Linked DNA regions of Mus musculus: region 2 is linked to region 1. Evidence: chromatin loops called from intact Hi-C (ENCODE). Cell type or tissue: heart. All regions are shown on one strand. Links, peaks and the distances in the headings refer to the core of each region. The heading gives the core; the rest is flanking DNA. Region 1 has its middle 65 kb from the start of Gm41913. Region 2 holds the start of Agap1 (ArfGAP with GTPase domain, ankyrin repeat and PH domain 1).

What was found. A loop is a pair of places that touch in the nucleus more often than their neighbours do. Peaks named below come from ENCODE experiments on the same cell type or tissue, not always from the same donor. Only the 100,000 strongest peaks of a DNase experiment are listed, where the experiment ranks them.
Region 2: it touches region 1 in a loop (5-fold over the local background); 3 of 42 quality-filtered maps call a loop at or near these places.

What each region holds. Positions count from the first base shown.
Region 1 is chr1:89,318,717-89,327,048 of GRCm38, reverse strand. No RefSeq gene overlaps it. Among named protein-coding and RNA genes, the nearest start is that of Gm41913, 65 kb to the left of the region's middle. In heart, for the core only: a CTCF peak has its summit at 3,776 (motif pointing left); a DNase peak (open chromatin) is centred at 4,278.
Region 2 is chr1:89,452,109-89,460,440 of GRCm38, reverse strand. It overlaps Agap1 (ArfGAP with GTPase domain, ankyrin repeat and PH domain 1), which reads right to left and starts at 5,630. Exons shown (of 18, transcript NM_178119.3): 1 at 4,849-5,630. The coding sequence starts at 5,011. In heart, for the core only: CTCF peaks have their summits at 3,859 and 5,711; DNase peaks (open chromatin) are centred at 3,820, 4,490, 4,810 and 5,710; H3K4me3 peaks cover 3,419 bases; H3K27ac peaks cover 2,339 bases.

The sequences.
Region 1 (8,332 bases), core at 207-8,206:
CCCTCCCTTTCCACACAGGGTGACTGTAATCTCTTCCTTCATCCTTTCTACCTCCACTCTCTCCAACACAGACTTAAATGCCATTTATAGTAGATTTCTAATCTTATGCCTCCACCCCCAAAGTCCTGGGATTACAGGTATGAGCCACTACCCTTGGCAACCAATGGAAGGCTTCATGCATGCTAGGCTGGTACTAGCAATTGAGCTACATCCCTATCTATCTATCTATCTATCTATCTATCTATCTATCTATCTATCTATCTATCTATCTATCTATCTATCTATCTATCTACGTATTGAACTGGCTAGGACCTCTAGAAGTGGAGGAAGTTATAAGAATATATATTCCAGACCTTATCCTTAATCTTAGGGAGAAAACTTTCAGTATTTTAACATTAGGCATGGCATGACCTGTGGGTTTCCATTGACTAAGTGATCCAGTATGTTTCCTTCTAAACTGGCTTCTTTCCTTCTATATCTGAATTCTATTTGCTGAAATGTTAAGATTTTACATTTGTGTTCAGGGAAGCTATTCTGTACAGCTTTTGCCTAGCCTCTTGAATGGTTTTTGGGTTCCTGCGTAGAATGAGTTCAAAAGTTGTCTTTCTTATCCAATTTCTTGGGTAAGTTTGTTCAGAACTAGAACTTTTTCATGAAATACTTGCTATAGTTCACCGGTAAAGCCATTAGAGTTACAGATTTCCTTTGAGGGGAGATTTTAAAATACAAATTCAATGTTTTGGATCAATATTGGTCTGTTTATTTTATTTCTTTTTTGTTTTGTTTTGTTTTGTTTTTCAAGACAGGGTTTTTCTGTATAGCCCTGGCTGTCCTGGAACTCACTCTGTAGACCAGGCTAGCCTCGAACTCAGAAATCCGCCTGCCTCTGCCTCCCAAGTGCTGGGATTAAAGGCGTGCACCACCATGCCCTGCATGTTATTTCTTCTTTTTTAAAAAATATTTTTATTAGGTATTTTTCTCATTTACATTTCCAATGCTATCCCAAAAGTCCCCCATACCCTCCCCCCTACTACCCTACCCACCCACTCCCACTTTTTGGCCCTGGCATTCCCCTGTACTGGGGCATATAAAGTTTGCAAGTCCAATGGGCCTCTCTTTCCAGTGATGGCCGACTAGACCATCTTTTGATACATATGCAGCTAGAGTCAAGAGCTCAGGGGTACTGGTTAGTTCATAATGTTGTTCCACCTATAGGGTTGCAGATCCCTTTAGCTCCTTGGGTACTTTCTCTAGCTCCTCCATTGGGGGTCCTGTGATCCATCCAATAGCTGACTGTGAGCATCCACTTCTATGTTTGCTAGGCTGCGGCATAGTCTCACAAGAGACAGCTACATCTGGGTCTTTTCAGCAAAATCTTGCTAGTGTGTGCAATGGTGTCATCATTTGGAAGCTGATTATGGATCCCCGGATATGGCAGTCTCTAGATGGTCCATCCTTTCGTCACAGCTCCAAACTTTGTCTCTGTAACTCCTTCCATGGGTGTTTTGTTCCCAGTTCTAAGAAGGGGCAAAGTGTCCTCACTTTGGTCTTCGTTCTTCTTGAGTTTCATGCGTTTAGCAAATTGTATCTTATATCTTGGGTATCCTAAGTTTCTGGGCTAATATCCACTTATCAGTGAGTACATATTGTGTGAGTTCCTTTGTGATAGGGTTACCTCACTCAGGATGATGCCCTCCAATCGAGGAGCTGGTTCTTTGAGAAAATCAACAAGATAGATAAACCCTTAGCCAGACTCACTAAAGGGCACAGGGAAAGCATTCTAATTAACAAAATCAGAAATGTAAAGGGAGACATAACAACAGATGTTATTTCTTCTTGAGTAAGTTTGATGGTCTTTCCAGGACTCTGCTTGCTAGTTTAAGTCCGCTCTAGTTTAAGTTGTCAAGGCTATCAGCACAGAGTTGTTTAATGTTACATTGTTACTCTTTTGACAGCCATAGGTTCTATAGGAGTGTCTCCTTGTCTGCTGACACTGGTAGATCATGGTTTTTCTGTCTTTTTATTTATTTTCTCCCCTTCCTCTGTAGTGAGGTAGGAGGCCATCAGGCTTTCCATCCCATTGTTCAGATGAGAAATAAGCATTGACAAGAGTCTCTGCCTTACATAATACTTAATGAGCAATCTGGGAGGGTGAGGATGTATCCATTTTGATTTGTATTCCCTCCAGCTTAGAAGGAAGAGGGCTTTCCCAAAGAAATGCCTAGATCCCAGAATTTGTCATATAGAGATTCAGGCACACATAGATAGAAAGATGTAATTCTTGTTCCAGTGTTCATTTACTCATTCATCCAGCCCTTCATATGATTCATTCATTCATTCATTTATTCACTCAATACATTTTTAAAGATGCATTTATCTCTGTGTGCATGTGTCTTTGTGCGTGAGGATATACACGCATGGGTATGCAGGTGCTTGTATCTGTGCTTTTGTGTGGAGTCTGGAACAATACACCAGCTGTCTGTCTTCCTCTCCCATTCATATATTCCTTTGAGATAGAGTCTTTCCACGAGCCCCTGGCTCACATTTTCTTGGTAGTTTGGGAGCCACCAAGACCAAGTGATGCTCCTGGGCTGGCCTCCCTCAGAGATATGCTTACAGGAGTGCAGGGGACATGTGGCATCTTACATGGATGCTGGATTCTGAATTCCATCTTCATGACTATTCATCAAGTGCTCTTGGCCACTGAGCCATCTCTCTAGACCCTACTTAATGCACATTGACTTTCAAACCTGTACTGAAGCTATAGGACATGTGTTTGTGGTGGCCTAACATGTTGGATCCCATGAAGGCAAGCAGTGGTGTCAGGCCCAGAGATTTGAGATAGTCTACCTGTGAACTCAGTACCACAGCCTCTGCCTTGTGCAGAGAGTTACTCAGGACCTAGGCCAGACTAACAGGAGCATCTTTTCCCATCTTCTCGTTATCTTCTGTCCAGTCTGAGGAAAAGATTTTCCTCCAATGTTGTGTGTGTGTGTGTGTTTCATATTTAGTGTGTTTTCTTCTATTTTCTGGAGGAAAAAGCAAAGGGCTGGCTGTCTTCCTTTAAAAGGTAACAGTGTTTGTCCATGGAAGTAGAGTGAATGACCAGCAGACTGTGACAGAGAAAGAGCCAGTATAATTTGGACTGCGAGGCATTCTGCAAATGGCTAGAACCCAGGACTAAAAAGAGCCTCTTTTGTTCTTTAGCACAAAATTCCAGTGATAGCCATTGCCACTCATTGGACCTTCATGGTGAACCTTTAGGGGGACATGGGACAGAGCAGGTGGCCATGCAGCAGGTGTATCTAGGTTCTGAGAACCAGAATTGGACCCCCATGGGCAAGAACCACAGCCTATACTTTCAGGTAGTTGCTTTAAAAGAGCCACCTGGAGCTGAGGATGTTGGTGGGCTCCAGATAGCATTTACAAGTAGAAAGTAGAATAATTTTTAAATAGATTAGATGGAGAAATTAGAATCTGAGAAGCAGGCTCCTGTATATCACTGCTTATGAGTAGAGGAGAATACTGTATTATTGGAAAAATGATTTTTTTTTCTTTTCTCAAAGTCTTGTGCCCATTGAAAGCCAGCTTAAAAAAAGTCAGAGAACTGGAAAAAATAATAAAAAATTTAAATATATATATAGAATTTCAGGGACTAGAGAAATGACTTAGTGGTTAAGAGCACTAAGCACTCTTGCTGAGGACCTAGGCTCCAGTCTCACCCACAGATCTGTAACTCCAGTGTCAGGGGAATCTAATGCCATCTTCTGGCCTCTGTGGGTACTGCATGCATGGTGCGTCTACACACATGCAAGCAGATATGCAAGATTCTTTTAAAAGATCTTCAAAACAGAATTTTGGTTGATGACGTTTTGGGGGACTTTTTAAAAAGTCAGAAATTATCTTGTTCCTTAGTTTATAAAGTCAGGAGAGGGCTGGGTGCAAATAACACTGTGGGTGTCAATCTGCTAAGTGACAATATGTTAATTATCATGGATCTATATTGGGCCAAGAGAAATGAAAAACAACCAAACCAAACAAACAAACTGAAACGCAGAAAGTTACCTTTAAATAGTAACTGAGAAATGGAAAGTCAGGAAAACAAATGGGCGATGGCCCTGGAACCCTTCAGTGACTTCAGCAGAGGCAGAATCTCTGCCTCTCCTTACAGGAAGTTAGAATAATGCCTGTGATTTCCTTTAGGCTCAGAATACAAATACAAGATCCCTGCCAAAACAAAGGACAGCAGCTTCCCACAGCTCTGGAGGCTGCTGGGTGGTTCTTAGGGTAGAGCTCTTGGGAGAGGGCTTGTGTTGTAGTGCCTTATGGGCGTGCTCCAGACAGGCAAGTCTGCAGGTACATAGCTGGCGAGGAAGGGAACTGAGAGGGGAGAGCATGTTTTATCCAGACTGGAGAAGCCCCCATGTTCTACAGCACTCTCTGAACTCTGTGGTTTGAGAGGTTAAGACATTCAGGGGTGCATGGTTAGACTGGTACAGCCAGTATCTAAAGCCACAATAGAGAATGAACCTTGTCCATTATAGGTTAACTTATGTCCCCACTACTACCACCACCACCACAATTCAGTTTCTAGAAGCCTGCAGTGCCCTAGCATCTGTCTAGATGAGGAGACCATGGGTTCTAATCAAGGTGCCTATGCTAAAATGTGGCTATCAGGTTTGGACCCTCATGTCATTTGACTGGAATTCCCATAAAAAGTGGGAATTTGGAGACTGGGAAGAAAGCTCAGAGGCTAACAGTGCTCACTCTGCAAGATTGAGGGCCTGAGTTCAAATCCCCAACATGGAGGTAAGAAAAAGAAAGAAATCAGGCAGGGCTACATGAGCCTGTAGCCCCCAGCACTGTGAGGTGGAGACAGGGGGATCCCTAGGGCTCAATGGGCAGCCAGTCTAGCTGAAGGTGTGAGTGTCCAGTTTCCTGAGAGACTATCTCGAGGTAACATGGAGGAAGCAATAGAGAAAGACATCTGAATTTTCTGCTCTTGCCTTTGCACAAGTCACCACACACTCATGTACATAAACCACACACACGAACAGCTCTCCTCCCCCAACACACACAGGAAGTAGGAGTTTGAATACCCAGAAAGACATTCAGTATACGTGCATGGAACAAAGACCACAAGAATCCAGCAGGAAGGAGGCTACCCAAAATCCAGGGAGATTCAGGAGGAACCACACATTTGACAATACCTTGATCTTGGACTTCCTGTACGAAAATAAGTTTTTATCACTTGAGCTGCTTGGGTCTGACATTTTGTTATTGTATCACTGTTTGCCAGTTATCCGTCACTGTGATATAACACCTGATATAAATCACTTAAAGGAGGAAGAACTTACTTTGACGTACGGTTTCCATCCATGGTTGGCTGGCTCCATTGCTTTGGTCCAAGGCAAGGCAGTGCATCACAGCAGGGGCGTGTATGTGACAGAACACAGATGGCTATCGCAGGGCAGCCAGAAAGCAGAGAGAATTCACAAACATTTCTGGACAAGGTCTATCTTTCCAGGGTATGCCCTGTGATCAGTTTCCTCCAATGAGGACCCATTTTTGTTTTCTACCACTTCCTAATGATGCTATCGTGTTATGAATCCATCATGGGATTCAGCCATTGGGAAGAACTCAAAGGCCATCAGCTGGCAACCAAGCCTTAAACATATGAACCATATCCAGTGCAGACAACAACACAGGCAAGAAAATGAGTACAATAATGCTAAGAAACACCATTGGGCGTTGTCCCAAATGCTCTGCTTCCAGCGGTGGAAACAAACGGTGCAGCAGACGTGGTTCTGTGTGGTGCCATGAAGCTCCCAGGTGATCTGCAGAGCCTAGGGTTGGTGGGTGGCTGAGCTTGTGAGGGGTCGTCTCACTCTACCCCACACCCAGCTGCACCAGCAGCCTCCTGCACTGACCAGGAAAGAAAGCAGGAAACGACCTAAGCCAGATTATGCTGTACTCTTGCAGTTTGGGACGTAGTCATGTGCGGTTGGAGATATTTTTAACATTATACTCAGTTGTTTGAAACAAGTTATTTTGGTTGAGACCAATCCACCTTGGTCAACACAGTCATGTCATCTTGATGAGGTTTGGACACAGAACTAATGAAGAGGAAGAGACCCCCCCCCCATGGTTTGATTGTGAAAGAAAAAGAGAGAAGGACCAAAGAAATTTCCAGAAGAACAGAACTGGGATACTGTGACAGGGAGCTGGGAGCTGGGCAGACCTAAGGACACATTAGGCATTCTCCCCTTTGAGTTCTTGGTGGCCACATGTCTACCTCTGAGCTCCTTTGAATGACTGACAAGTAGGCCAGCCTGGAAGGATGCCTGGGTCTCCTGCTAATGGGATGGACACCAGCAGGTGCCTCATTTGTGCTGCATAGGAAGACCCAGGGCCACAGAACAAGGAGGGACTGCCAAATAGCCCCGTGCTGTGCGGCTGGTAGAGAAGACAGAGCCTGCTTAGCAGAGCCAGTAGGCTTACAGACCAAACTGCCCGTGTTCCCATAAGTCTCCCAGGGGCTTACAGACTGAACTGCTAGTGTTCCCGTGGGTCTCCAGGTCAGATCTGGTTGAAAGCATGACATGTAGATGTCAGGGTGGGAAGTTAGATATCTTATTAACTTTAGGTCTCACTTAGAATAACTCTGTGGTCCACTTTAAAATGAGAATGTACAGAACTCTCGGAGCCACTGACTCTTCCCAGGAAGCCTGAGCCTATGAGTCACTTCCTGTGTGCAAGTGGGACTCAGTCATCCCACCTGCTTGATTTGTGTGTCCCTGAAGGGGAGGTTGGAGCAGGTCACCTGCCATCTCAAAGTCCTCTTTGTGGTCTTTGTCCTAATAACTGCAGCAGGCTACCCATGCCTTTCAGAAGCATTCATTCACTTGTTATGCACCGCAAATTGATTATCTGCAGCAGGAATCATCCGTGTGGGGCTTTAGCACAAGGGTGTCCATGGGGTGTCCAAGGATGCTTCAGGCCAGACTACGCAGAATGCCAGGTTATGAAGCTAGGAATAGCTTTAGACAGAGACCCAGGCAGCATGCAATGAGATCCTCTGGGCCTCACCATGAAAGGAGAATGGTAGACAAGGGAAAATGGTGTGCATTTTGGAGGGTGGGATCTAGGCAGAAACAGTGACCCCTGGTCATGCAAAATTCCTTCTGTTTTGGTGAAGAAAGAACAGGTGTTTGAGATGGCAGGGTGGTTGGCACCTTGTGGGGATGGAGGTAGAAAGCAGAGGATGATGGTGGTGACCAGACTGAGATGACAGCAAAGAAAAGCCTAGATGGGCCCAAGAGGCCATGTGAGCCCTCAGCCTGGCCCAAGTCCTGTACTGTCAGGGTCTTCAGTGCATTCCTATAGATGGGCCAGGATCCCACTGTTGAATATAGTCAAGAGACAGATGAGTCCTGGAAGTCTGGAGGGACTTGGGCCAGTAGGGCTAGCAGACAAGCCAGATCTCTTCTGAAGAAGACATATGGAGGTGGGCAGGAGGCAAGGGGCAGGGGGCAAGAGGCAGGGGGCAGGGGGCAGAGGTGGAAGAAATTCTTACTCTCTATGATGAAGGAGTCAACATCATCTGAAAGACCAGAAGGAAGGGGACCAATGGGACAGAGAACTGGAGTGTCTGTCGTGTGACATTGCCTGGGGGAGGTGTGAACAAATGTCTCTTGACTCTAGACAGGGCACTGAAGACCAAAGACATGGTCCTACCTGAGTTAGGCTTAGCAAGCCAGTGAGCTTACTGCAGTTACCTACAAGTGTAGATGCCAAAGGTGTCACTTAAAGAAGCTTGGGTGGCTCAGAGCAGTTGTATCACCCAAAAAGACCCCTGACCTGACCCCAGCATCCCTGGAGCTGCAGGATGGACTGCTGACTGGCAGGTCTCCTCAGCAGTTGTTCCCGACTGTGCGACCTTGGGGAGGAGCCTTGAGATCTTGCCATTCTCCTGGGGCTTGCTGGACCTTGAGTGCTTTGTTTATTTCCAGAGTCTACAAAGCCTGCTTGCTCCCTCTATGGGGGATGTTTCAAGGCTGAGAAAATAGCTACCCACCGTGTCCACCAAGCAAACCATCAGCAATGGGCAATGTCAGCCACTGCCATGGCAGTGATAGGAGACGGGAGGAGGGTCAGGGCTCTGTCCTGCTCAGGGGCTTTCAAGTCACTCCATTTTCCATGCTCAACCCGGTGCTGGGAGGGGCATACTTGCTGATGGGCAACTCACAGAGCTCAAAGATCTGGATTTGAAATGCCAAGGATAAGGGTGTGTAAGCCATAGAGAGGGGGTTTTGAGAACTGAACAGTGATC
Region 2 (8,332 bases), core at 63-8,062, 130 kb before region 1:
ACCCCAGAGTCCTTGACTAGCCAGAGGGAAAGGAAAGCTAACACAGGAGGCTTGATGGAGGTGAGGCAGGTCCCAGGCTCACTTCCGGACAGAGGATGGCACATGCTACATCCCACAGCAGACCACGCCCCTGCAGGACACCCCCAGAAATCTGCTGGGCTCAGTGTGAAACCAATCATTAATGTTTCCTTAAATGGCAAAGATTCAGGAGTCAAGAAGATTCTCAGAGTAAGAAAAAAAGAATACTAGAAAAAAGTTGTTTTTTTTTTAAAGATCGTGTTTTAAACAGGGTAGAGAATGAAAATCACATGTGTCCCAGGCCTACAGACAGTATCCTCAACGTATTGTCATTTGGGGACTTCAGTGGGCTCTTACAACCATTTTGTCTGTCTTTATTTTCCAAGAAGGGCAAAATCGACTCACTGAGACAACTGAATGTTTCAGCAGCTGAAACATCTTCCTCTTCCCCAAGGTTGTTCCCCACCCCAAGAGCAAACAATCATGTAGATGCCAGAAAGCAGCGAGGTTTTAAAGCCACCATGGCAGAGGCAAATGCTGGTGTGCAATGTAAACACAGAAACAGTTTCTTCAAAAGTCCCCTAAGGCTGAAAAGCCCCTGTCATGACAACCCAAAGGCCTTGATAAGGGGCCACGGTGGGGAGAAGGGCTAACTAGACAGCCTGGGAAGTGACAGGTTTGGTTTTGTGAGGCAGGTGATTTTTTTTTTTTTTTTAATATTTCCAATGACAGGCATACCTTTTCCTGAAAGATTCATGTTTTGTAATTTCTCATGCTTATTAGTCATGTTACAAGGAGACACTTGGGTGTGTCTCTGACAGGGATGGGGTCTCACTTCGGTTACTGTGGTGGTCCTGCATACACTCTAGTCATGGTCTCCAAGCCTGTGTCACCTTGTACCACCAAGGCAATGCCTTCCTAGCTGAGCATCAATGAAGACACACCTATCCAGATTTGGTGTCTGCATGCACCTGTGTCTGCATGCACCTGTGTCTGCATGCACCTGTGTCTGCATGCACCTGTGTCTGCATGCACCTGTGTCTGCATGCACCTGTGTCTGCATGCACCTGTGTCTGCATGCACCTGTGTCTGCAGGTTCCACATTTGGTTACGCCCAAAAGGACATCGGACATCCCCTGGAGCTGGAGTTACAGGCATCCACCAGACATGGATGCTGGGAACTGAACTTAGATCCTATGAAAGAACAACAGTGTTCTTAACCACTGACCCATCTCTCCAGCCCCCCAAAAGTTACTGATTAGTGGGATACCACAGACTCCTAAAACAGACACTTCTTATAACCTACTGCTGTCATTCTTAGCTAACTTCTAAATCTGACAGTAGGCCCTATAGCTGAGGTCACCACATACGTAAGACATGAAGAAATCAGGCTGGTACTGACCTGGGATTTCATCCCCACTGGCTAGCAGTCATAGTGCTGGAAGGTTATATTTATGTGACCAAGAACTAAAAATATTTGACAGTTTTACCCAGCTGTGGATCCCACAAGCTGTAACAATGACTAGCCTACCAAGATATATCCACTGGCACATGGCAATATATGCATTAGTGGCACAAATGTTATAGGAGTAACCAACCACTTTCTGGTTGGATTTAAATCTCGTTCTACAAGACGCACTCTATGTCTGGTGTTGCTAACTAAGCCAAAAACACATGTTCTGCTAGGTTATAGGCCTGAGGGGAGAACCTAATACTATTGTTCTCCTATAGGGATATAATAACAAACTGCCCCCTGAATTAATCTTTATACCCTTAGATTAGTACAGCTCCCAACCCTCATCAGAGAAGCTTCTTTTTGCAGGACAGATTAATAGACACCCACAACTGGTCAATACCCAGAGCATAAGAAACTGGGAAGTACCCAGCTCTGAAGGGAACACCTGTCTAACACTTGCTCCCTCTCACCAAGGCTCGGAGATCCTTGCAGAGGAAGGGTCAGAAAGATGACAGTGGATGTCAACACTGAAGCAGGATTCGCTGGACGTGACATCACTGTGCACATAAATAAATACCAGCTATGATAGCGTTCACAAGACCAAGGCTGCCAAAATTCCAGCACAGACGAGGAAGGGCTCGTCCCTAGCTGAGGAGCATCTGGCACTTAATGACTGCTTTGGGGAGGAAGAGTCAGTTTTCTTCAAGGATGTGGCCCCTAAAAGAGCAATGGATGCTCCAGTGGACAATCCTGCACCAGTGCACGTATGCACAGCAGCAGTAAATGGGCCTGTGTATTTGTAATGGCAGTGAGAGCGAGGAAGCGCATCAAGTTGGGAGGGGAGATGGGAAGTGACTGGGAGGCAGAGATGATCAAAGCACACACGCATGCGTGAGGTTCTCAGTAAGAACCGTTTATCCTCTTCTCACCCAAGACCATCATGCTACACAACTTGGCAACGCTCTCACTATGCCAAACACCGAAGAAGCAGATGAAAGACCTGCCCGTATCTTAAAACTTACACAGAAAGGCCAATCCGTTATAACCCATGAATTAGGATTTAATTACAAGAGGCACAGTGAGGTCCTGAAACAGTGATGCATTGGGAAGACAGAGACCCGGGGCCTGACTGACCCTTTAGTTCAGAGGTCATGACCCCTCCCAACCTCCACCTCCTCCTCTATATGGTGAGGCCGTTGTGAATACCAAAACATCTGTCCTCCAGTTCTCCACAAATGTGCAGTGTACCGCTGTAGATAAGTAAGGGCTCAACGAACAGAGGCAGATACCACCGCTTCTTCTCCGGGCTCACTGAATTTACTACAGACTTGGCACAATATAGGCATTTCTAGTCCTAGCCGAAAGAATAGCATTATCAGAGTCTCCAGCATGAGCCATCCACTAGCTCAGGTTTCACTGAGAATGACAAAGGTTATAAAGAGAAGGGGACATGGACTCGTCTTATTAAGGTGAGCATCAAGCTATCAAGGAGAGATCATTGCGGAAGAACAACTTTAAAAAAAAAAAAAAAAACACGAAAGAACATCCTCTTGCTAACAAGACCCTAGAGTGTAGCTTTAAGAATGGGAAATGAGTCACACTCAGCTGGAGGTCTTTCTCTCCTCTAGAGCAAGAAGCTCCAGTCAGGTGCATTCCATTCCTGGCACCAGCTTTCAAAGGGTTTCATCAGACTTCTGTATACGCAGCCAGGAAGCTGAGCAGCCATCTGAGAGAAACACGAGAACCTTTCAGCACTTCTGACAGGAACCCACAGACGGCTCTCAGAGGAACCCATCAGCTCTATCTCCTCACCATCAACTGGGAGGATGATGAGGGGAGACAGTGCCCTCCTCAACACCACAAAACTCCATGACACACAGAAGAAGCTGTGCCTCTTAGTGGGTCTGGAAGCATCTGAAGCCACCACAGGCAGCCATGAACACTCAGGGGGCCCAGGTGCACTGAGAGCCAGTCCCTCATCAGGATGGAGCTTGCTTGGACCCTCCCCTAGAACTACAATATATCCGGTGGATAGTCAGTCAGTCTTCCAGCCTGCCTGGGACGTGGTTCAAGTACATGAGGCTGCCAAATGCCAAGAGGATCAGCAACAGAGCCTCCACCATCTCTATCCAAGCAGCCAAGTTTTAAACCCAAATACTTCAGGGTTAGAAGTTCAGAACACACGGGAGCCAAGCTTTCTTAGGGGCAGAGGCCGTCTCACAACAGGGGGAGGAGTCGGGGGAGGAGCCCAGGGCAGTACCTGCACCTGTTTTTGAACACACTCCTGCTAGACTTGGAAGGTTCCCATGGCTCTCAACAGAGGACTCACTAGCCTTTGGCAGGCGCAGTATTACACTAGGACAAGCCACCTGCAGGCCTTTTACTGTCACTGGCCAACAGCAACTCAAGAGGATAGACTGCTAATCCACTGGCTGATCTATGACACATTACCCATTTAGATGCCACCTGCTCCCCCAGGTAAATGATGGCAGGCCCGAAGAAACAACCCAAGGAAACAGGTCAGGCACCTAGTAGGAGAGAAACGGGAGCCATGGGTAGTCCAAAGAGAGCACAAGCCAGGGCAAAGCCACCGGCTCCATCCTCCCCTGCAGGGATACTGCCTTGCCTGACACTGGGGGCTCAAAACAGTGTTCTGTGCAAACACAGGCTTACAGGCAGCAAGATCATCCACTTTTCCGCCCCTTGGGTGGCTCCCAAGTAGCCGACGGATTAAAGTGCCCCTTTCAGCAAGACAGTATCAAGGTGTCCTGCCTCCCAAGAAGGGTTATAATTTGCCTCAGGATTTTAGTACAAAACGGCCAGCGTTTGTACAACGCCAGTCCGATCAGCACTGGGGCATGATACTGCCTGGGTCCCATTGGCTTCCTACATGTGCCACCTCCCCTGTATCCGCGAACTGGAGGGGGGGGGGGGTAGCCAGCCATGAAGCAACTGAATAAGCTGGCCGGAACAGCATCCCCAGCAGCAGCGCTTCTCAAAACACATCTTCAACGTCCACGAAAGACACTCAGGCCGGGCCTGATAACCTGTCAGGGATCCAGTGGCGCCATCCCAAGCAGCTGCCCCCAGGCGTCTGCTGGGCCCGGACGGGGCTTGCGGGCCGCCCCGGACGTAGCAGCACCGTGCCACTTTCTCACAGGAGAGACTCCATTGTCCATTATCAAATGAACGCTGACAACCCATCTTCCCTGGCTGACTGGCCGGCCTTGCGGGACAAGAGGCACCGCAGTGCTCTCTCCGCCGGGCAGCCGCGTGTGTACACACGCAAGCACACACGCGCGCACACACCCCGCCGCGCCAGGGGCGCCCGCTCCCCCGCGCTTTCCAGAAGCCCCGGGCGGCCTGGCCCTCACCTTCGATGGCGATGACGTGCTCCCGAATCTGGTTCTGCAGCACCGGCTCCTCCACGCGCTCCAGCAGCTCGTAGATGGAGTAGATGTTGGGGTGGACCGACTCGAAGCGCTGGATCTCGGCCCGGATGGCAGCCGAGTTGGCCAGCTGCTGCTGGTAGTTCATGGTGCAGGCGCGGCGCCCAAAGCCGCGCGCCCCCCGTCGTCGCCGCCCCGCGCCCCGGAGCCCCGCGGGCCACCGAGACCCGGGGCGCCGCAGCCCCCGGGGAGCACGGAGCCGAGGAGGCGCAAAAAAAAAAAAAAAGAAAGAAAGAAAGAAAGAAAGAAAGAAAGAAAAGAAAAGAAAAAGAAAAAGAAAAAGAAAAGAACGCTGAGGATGAAGCAGTAGAGGGGCTCAGTTCATAGCAGGGACCAGCGTCCCGGGTCAGCGGGCCGTCCGGGAAGACCGCGGCGCCATGGAGCGCGGCCGGCCGCGGAGGAGGCTCGCTCGGGCGCCTTCCCGCGCCGCAGCCGCCCGCACCCCTACACGCCGGCCGGCCGAGCAGCCATTAAAGCGCAGGCAGCACGGCGCTGCGAGCGCCGGGGCCGAGGCCCCCGGGCAGTGGCCGCTCTGCTCCGGGCGCACGGCTGCGGCTGGGTCCGCGCGCTTGTGAGTGCCGCGCTACCGCGCGGGCCGGGGCCCTCAGCTGCCCTGCGCCGTCCGCCAAGCCGGGACCGAGCTGTAGGCGCCTTGCCAGCCGCGGAGACCGCTCCGAGCGCCGCCCGCCGCTGCCCGGCCAGCCCCCTCCCTGGCACGCAGGGCTCTGGCCCACGTCGGCCCCGCCCCCGCCTGCGCTCGCCGCCCTCCGGCCGCCGCTGCGTCCTCGGCGGCGCTTCCCAGCGCGCCGGATCCCGGGGAATTGCGCCAGACCCCGCCCCGCGCTGCCTCTGGGCTTGCTGGGACTTGTAGTCCATCACGCCGGCCGGCCCGCGCGCGTGGGGTGCGCTGTGCGATCGCGTCGCAGCGCACTGGGCGGGCCCCGCGGGACGTCCGGATGCCGCTACAGCCCGCGGATCTGCGAGCTGAGAGCCCTGGTCCCTCTCGGTTATCCCTACTGCCCCGTGCCAGCCCCCGCGCCTCTGTACGGGGAAGGTGGCGCACGAGCCCGCCCGCCCGCCCGCGCTTTTGTTTGTTTGCCAGTTGAGCGCTTAAGGAACCTCTGCGACGCGCGGGGTCCCCTCCCCCCGTCTGGCAACTTTCTGCCTCCTTTCTAAACCCAGCAGGATAGTTACTTCCCTTCCCATGGGATACACGGGAGTCCAACGCTTCATCAATAAACTAAACCTGAGGCTGGGGTGGTAGGTGAGACGGAATTCCACGGGGGCTTCTAGGCTTTTCCACGAAAATGTTGCACAACTGAGTTGTAACCTCCACGCCGCAGCCCTCCGAGCGCCCGACACTAACCCCACTTTAGCCCAGTCCAGGAGCCCATGAAGCTAGACCGCACTGCAGCTGAGAGCTCATGCCAACGACTCCAAATGAATTAGATTGTTGTAGATTTCCAAGGATCCAGGACGAGTCCGAGGCCGTAAAGGTCCTGGGTCTATGCACTGTCTCACCATGCAGGGGTGTTTTATAAACAGCCCACATTCCTGATTCAAATGCCCTGGGCTTTACCTGGTTCAAATGCAAGCTAATGGGCAGCCCAGGGCCCCAGGCAGCCTAGCTCTTGGTTCTTGGAACTCTTCCGAGTTCCAGTGTTCCTCAAGCCAGTGTACTGTTCAGCCTTCCTTGTCCCTAACACAGCAGAGGCCCTGGCTTGTTCTGTGCCTTGCCTCTATCTTCGTCCTTAGCAGAAACACTAATAGAGATGCTGGCATGTGGGTTCATTCTACTGTTCGTCCCTACTCCACCTTGAAACCCCAACTCTTTGTGAAATAGTTCCAGGACTCCCCTGCTTCACATCTGGCTTCTCAATCTCTTTGGGGGTTCCTTTGTACTTCTCTAAGGTTTAAATATGGATGATGCTGGGAGTCAACCTTAGACCTGTTTTATTTGCCTCTCTTATGCCTTTGAATATCATATAGAGGTTGATGACACTAAATTTTCTGTCCCAGACCTATCCACCTGTCCCCTCCTCATCACATCCAACTTTTGGATTGAACATGACTTTTCTCCTGTTGGACATCCTGTAGTCTCAGCACTTAAGAGACTAAAACCAGAGGATTGCTGTGGACCCAAGGTGAGACTCTGCTTTAAAAATATAATAACAAAATAAAAATCAGACATCTTCCCCATACCTGTGAACCTCTTCCCACCCCAGTCCGAGGCAGTACAGACCTTTGTTCACTAATTTGAAAATGCAGTGTGTGGTCTTTTCTTCCCTTGTTCTCTTAGATCCCAGAATGTCAGCTCTGCCTTTGGACGGAGCCAGAATCTTCTCGCTTTCTGTCATCCTGCTGAGGCTTCATTATGTAGTCTCGGATTAGTGAATGAGACCTAACCTAGGCATCTTCCCTTTTCCTGTTTCCTCATTGACCAGTCTCAAGAAAGTAGTTCTAGTGAGCCTCTAGGCCATGGCTCTCCTCTGGTCACAGCTCTCCCTCCAACGCCACCCATCCTCCCTGGCTCCCCCAGCCCTCCTGGCTTGCATGCATACCACAAGCTGGGTAGAGTCTCCATTTCCACAGCTTGTGTTTGTTTTTATTTTGAGATTTACATATCTCTGGCTACTCTCAAACTTGCTGTTTAGCCAAGGTTGACCTTGAATTCTGATCTTCTTTCCTCATCTGAGCTGCATCTCCAGTGTGCATTATCCTACTAAGCTTGTCAATTGGTCTACCACAATCCCAAGGGACTGATTAGAAGACACAAGACTCCATTATTCATAGCAACAACAGTGGACAGAGTAGTGGTGGTTTTATATGCCCATGAACTGACTTCCAAGTCACACAGGGTTGTATCAGGGGCCAGGTGACACAGGGTGGCTCTGTATGAGCAAAACCCTGGCCATAAGAGTCCATGTCCTTCAGAGAAGAGCAGAGACGACCCATGTCAGAAGAGACGGAACTCTGGGCTTCAGGACCGACCCTCTTCTCAGGAGCACTAGCCACTATGTCAGAGCACCAGAGACCACACAGCTCAAACAGCAGAAGTGTAAGATCCAGGTGTCAGCGAGGTTGGCTTCTCCTGTGGGCCCCTCCCCAATTCGGAGACAAGCGTTTTACCCCTGCGTCCTTGCCCAGTGTCCTCTACGTCTACACTCTAATCTCTTCATTGAATGACATCAGTCCTGTTGGATCAGGGCCAGCCCTGTTGACCTCATCGTCACTTGGATGCCTCTTTAGAGAGTCAATCTCTTAATGTGTCCCGTTTGAGGGTCATGGAACTTAGAGGTTCATGGGTGTCCAAGGGACACAATTCACCCTCTCACTAGACCACCTCTGCTTCCACTCTGTCCTATCCTCTCCAGGCACCCTGACCTCCTTGATGTGCTCTGAGAACACC